2 separate regions of the Homo sapiens genome follow, and region 1 is linked to region 2. Evidence: chromatin contacts called from ENCODE Hi-C or POLR2A ChIA-PET data. All regions are on one chromosome and are shown on one strand. The core of a region is the stretch at or near the end of the contact, and the rest is flanking DNA. Distances in the headings are between cores, read along the strand shown.

Evidence for each region. Hi-C counts contacts between places; a loop is a spot of excess contacts on that map. ChIA-PET counts read pairs that join two places held with the same protein, here RNA polymerase II (POLR2A). Pooled maps may share reads with other maps.
Region 1: a pooled map shows a loop between it and region 2 (4-fold over the local background). The contact joins two enhancer-like sites. A Hi-C loop is called at or near these places in 3 of 168 maps with a recorded cell type or tissue (CD4-positive, alpha-beta memory T cell, mammary epithelial cell and naive thymus-derived CD4-positive, alpha-beta T cell), 1 of 37 single-sample maps with no recorded cell type and 10 of 50 pooled maps. POLR2A ChIA-PET finds 5 or more read pairs at or near these places in 2 of 52 experiments (CD4-positive, alpha-beta memory T cell and activated CD4-positive, alpha-beta memory T cell).

What each region holds. Positions count from the first base shown.
Region 1 is chr1:168,534,316-168,537,015 of GRCh38, reverse strand. No RefSeq gene overlaps it. Among named protein-coding and RNA genes, the nearest start is that of XCL2, 8.3 kb to the left of the region's middle. Within about 2 kb of position 1,300, at least 3 of the 41 ENCODE cell types and tissues checked have a DNase peak (open chromatin) inside an H3K27ac peak, as active enhancers do.
Region 2 is chr1:168,347,166-168,349,865 of GRCh38, reverse strand. No RefSeq gene overlaps it. Among named protein-coding and RNA genes, the nearest start is that of MIR557, 27 kb to the left of the region's middle. Within about 2 kb of position 1,370, at least 5 of the 41 ENCODE cell types and tissues checked have a DNase peak (open chromatin) inside an H3K27ac peak, as active enhancers do.

The sequences.
Region 1 (2,700 bases), core at 51-2,550, 190 kb before region 2:
AATACTAATTTTGGAGTCATTAGCTTATATGTGGCACTTAAAGCCTTGATAATGGGCAAAGCATGTAGGTAGAGTTGATCAAAATATAAAATGTTCAAGGACTGAGCCTTGGACACAGATTGGGAAGATGAGGAGGAACCAGCAAGGAAAACTGGGAAGAAGTCAGAAAGATATGAGGAAACCCAATCTTGTGTGGTATCCTGGAAATCAAGGCAGGAGGATGTTTGCAGGAATAGAGTGAGCAACTTTGCCAAATGCTGTAAATAAGTCAGAAATTAGAACTTAAAAATAGTTGGATTTAACAGCATGGCTGTCACAGAATGACTATAAGGGGAAAAGCGTCAGTGGATTGGTAAGAGCAGAAACTTTTGAAGAAGGGTTGAGAAGGCCTGGGAGAAGAATTAATGACAACTCTTTAAAGAGAATAATTTTAGACGACAGTTGTCTCATAAGCATCACTATAGAGGCTTGGAGAGAAAAAGAAGCTTGCAGAGAAAAAGAACTACAGCTGAAGTGGAAGTGTAGTCAAGAGATGGTGTTTTGTTTGTTTATTTTGATTTTTACATGAGAGAAAAAATAACAAGTTTGTACACTAATGGGAATGATTCAGTGGAAAGTTTAACACTTAGTATAATATCCAGTGTATCAACTATATATATATATATGCTATTTTCTTAATAATTTGAATTCATAAATGCATGCCCCTAGAAACTGGTTATGTACTCCTGATTCTTTACATTTTCAATTTCATTATTTCCACTAGGCACTAATCGTATTAGCAATTTGATCTGCAGTTAAACTGTTTTCTGGTATGGATAAGAGAAAGAAATAATAAATAATACATTGTTAGAACCCATCATAATTATACATTTTTGATAAAAATATGATTTCATTAAGAGTTTTATAAACAGCCATTTGACACAAATTACCTGCCCTTACATTGTAACAGTTTTAAAAAATAACTGTTGATTTCAAAATTAAAATGAAACTTCCCCAGGCATAGACTGTCTTCCTCTTCTTTCAACTACTACTGATTAGTAATTTATTTAACCCTGGATGTTTATTCAAAGTTCCAGTGGCAGTAAAGTTGATTTATCCTAAAAGTCTGATATCTGTGGACCCTGATCCCCCCTAATGGGAGTGGTACATCAACTTTTTAGGTAATTCAAGAAGTAGCTCCTGCATTGGCAGTCCCTTTCACTGACTTCAGTATTATCACTTGCTCTTGGTGTTACCTTAACAGTTCCTTCAAGAGAATGTCTTCGACATTGTGGTTTCCTGCCCAACTGCAGCTTAACTTTATAATAAAACACCCTTCAACCCTTCCTTCCTGTTGCTTCTGCCCTTGCCCCAAGCCAAGAGTAGTGAAAACTCTGCTAAGTAATAACTATAGGATTTCTCTCTTAGCCTCTTGGCCTCTACTTTCATTCTGGATATTATAACTTAGGCCACAAAATCATTCACAATTCCCATTGCAAAGCTTTTTATCTCTTTTCTATTAAAAACTTAATATTGTATAAGCTTCTCTCCTACCAGATGCCTCAACTTTACTCTTTTGTAGTCTGTTTTAGTTTTTTGCTTATTGAGATTAACCTCACACATTTGATTTTTTTAATAGTTATGCATTTTGAAGAGAACAAGGAATAGCTTTAGACTGCAGTTGCCTCAGAAACCTCATTTAATGTTTGATAGGGCAAATATTTCTTCTCTGTTTTTTTATTGACAGGTACAGTCACATGCCCATGTGTTAGAGCATAACAAGTATAGCTTAAAATTGCTTATAATAGTCACTAACATTTGCTGAGCACTTATTCCATCTCCAGCACTCTGCTAAACGTTTGGCACACATTATCTTACTTGATTCTGTATTTTGCTACTGACAAAACTAAGAATTTGGGAAGGTTAAAGCATTTGTCCAGGGTTACACAGCTAATAAATAGTTGATTAGGGATTTGAATACAACTGATCTGACTCCAGTAGCCACCTACTTAACCACTCAGGAGAGAGTTTGCTTGCAGGATGATGTATAAGGGCAAAACTTGTCCAGCCAAGTCTCAAGGGCAGAGGAGAGAGATCTCTCCTAAAGAAAAGAAAGCCTTGGTAGCAAGGAGTTATAATACACTGGAAGTGTAACAGTCCCTTGAAGTTCCATTATTTATCTTAAAATTTGTGATGATTTTGCATTCTGCTTCATAATATATTTATATTGCTTTAATATAAAAGAAATATTTGGCTCTATTAAAGGACAAAAAAGATGCAAATATTTACGAACCAGATGACAAACATTGTAAGGATATCAGTTTTCCCCAAATCAATCTACTATTCAATGCAATTCCAGTTAAAATTTCCACAGAGTTTTTGGGCAAAACTTTCTAATACAATTTTTAAATTTATATGACACAAAGACATTCACAGATAGCTAAAACAAGTTAGGAAAAGAAAAACCAAGAGTAAATGTTTCCCCTATCAAATATTAAGACATAAGATAAAGCTGTGATAATAAAAAACACAGTAGTGTTAATTTAGAGATTAACAACGAGAACAATAGAAAGCTCAGAATCATGTTTATAAATTATGCATCTACATACACACACATACATATGTGTGTATGTATGTGTATATATAAACTATGATCAGATGAGAATAAGGTATATTATTCACAATATATTGCTGGAAGCTTTTGCTTATTTTACAGAGAAA
Region 2 (2,700 bases), core at 121-2,620:
AACTAAAGAGCTTCTGCACAGCAAAAGAAACTACCATCAGAGTGAACAGGCAACCTACAAAATGGGAGAAAATTTTTGCAACCTACTCATCTGACAAAGGCCTAATATCCAGAATCTACAATGAACTCAAACAAATTTACAAGAAAAAAACAAACAACCCCATCAAAAAGTGGGCGAAGGACATGAACAAACACTTCTCAAAAGAAGACATTTATGCAGCCAAAAAACACATGAAAAAATGCTCATCATCACTGGCCATCAGAGAAATGCAAATCAAAACCACAATGAGATACCATCTCACACCAGTTAGAATGGCAATCATTAAAAAGTCAGGAAACAACAGGTGCTGGAGAGGATGTGGAGAAATAGGAACACTTTTACACTGTTGGTGGGACTGTAAACTAGTTCAACCATTGTGGAAGTCAGTGTGGTGATTCCTCAGGGATCTAGAACTAGAAATACCATTTGACCCAGCCATCCCATTACTGGGTATATACCCAAAGGACTATAAATCATGCTGCTATAAAGACACATGCACACGTATGTTTATTGTGGCATTATTCACAATAGCAAAGACTTGGAACCAACCCAAATGTCCAACAATGATAGACTGGATTAAGAAAATGTGGCACATATACACCATGGAATACTATGCGGCCATAAAAAATGATGAGTTCATGTCCTTTGTAGGGACATGGATGAAATTGGAAATCATCATTCTCAGTAAACTATCGCAAGAACAAAAAACCAAACACCGCATATTCTCACTCATAGGTGGGAATTGAACAATGAGATCACATGGACACAGGAAGGGGAATATCACACTCTGGGTACTGTTGTGGGGTGGGGGGGGGGGGGAGGGATAGCATTGGGAGATATACCTAATGCTAGATGACGAGTTAGTGGGTGCAGCGCACCAGCATGGCACATGTATACATATGTAACTAACCTGCACAATGTGCACATGTACCCTAAAACTTAAAGTATAATAAAAAAATAATAATAATAATTAACTCAAGATGGATTACAGATTTAAATGTAAGACATCAAACTATAAAAATTCTAGAAGAAAACCTAGGAAGTGCTCTTCTCAACATCAGCCTTGGCAAAGAATTTTTGGCTAAGTCCCCAAGGGCAATTGCAAGAACAAAAGAAAATTGACAAATGGTACCTAGTTAAACTAAAGCGCTTCTGCACAGCGAAAGAAACTATCAACAGACTAGAAAATAAGCTAATCCTATAGGACAGAAAAAGGAAAAGGGGAAGAGTCATAAGGGAATATAAGCATAAGACACCCAAGCCAGAAACGGCAACCCTTCCAGGTCCCCTTCCACCGTGTGGAAGCTTTACTTTCTCTTTCGTTTTACTTTCGCTTTCGCTTTAATAAATCTTGCCGCCACACAAAAAAAAAAAGCAAAAAGAAACTATCAACAGAGTAAACAGACAACCTACAGAATGGGAGAAAATATTCAAAAACTCTGCATACAACAAAGGTCTCATATCCAGAATCTATTAAAAAAAAAAACTTAAATCAACAGGCAAAAACAAATAACTCCATTAAAAAATAGGCAAAAGACATGAACAGAAACTTCTCAAAAGAAGACATACAAGTGTCAAACTGAAAAAATGCTCATCATCACTAAGCATAAAAGAAATATAAGTCAAAACCACAGTTAGATACCATCTCACACCAGTCAGAATAGCTATTATTAAAAAGTCAAAAAACAACAGATGCTCGCAAGGCTTCAGATAAAAGGGAATGCTTATACACTGTTGATAGGAATGTAAATTAGTTCAGCCACTGTAGAAAGCTGTTTAGAGATTTCTCAAATAACTTAAAAACATAGCTACCATGTATGCCAGCAATCCCATTACTGGGTATATACCCAGAGAAAAATAGATCCTTATACCAAAAAGACACATGCACTTACCTGTTTATCACCATGCTATTCACAATAGTAAAGTCATGGAATTAACCTAGCTACCCATCATTGGTGAGTTGGATAAAGAAAATGTGGTACACATACACCATGAAATACTATGCAACCGTGAAAAAGAATGAAACTATGTTCTTTGCAGCAAAATGGATGGAGCTGGAGGCCATAATCCTAAGTGAATTAACATCAGAATAGAAAACCAAATATTGCATGTTCTCACTTATAAGTGGGAGCTAAATACTGAGCACACATGGACATAAACATGGGAACACTACACACTGTAGACAACTAGAGGAGGGAGGAAGGACAACATGGATTGAAAAACTACCTATTGGATACTATGCTCACTACCTGGGTGCAATATACCATGTAACAAACCTGCACATTTATCCCCTGCATCTACAATAAAAGCATAAATTTATTTTTTAAACAAAGAAGATATAAAAAAACCAAAAAACAATAAAAAAAAACTGGAGCACAAAAAATAATTTTGCGAAGTGAGAGAAGTGAAAGCAATTTTTTAAGTTTATTAGATTTTCTTGAATAGTGTTGTATTTTCTTTGACACTTCAGAAGTGCTTTTTACAGAAAGAAAAATATACCATCCATAAAGGCAAAAGATGGTAAAATTCTTTAGGATAAATTTTTTTCCATGAATTTCTCATTTTTATTTTTATTTTTTTCAACCACTTTATTGCAGTATGATTGGCATGTAAAAAGCTGCATATATTCAATGTATACATCTCAATGAGTCTGAAGATAAG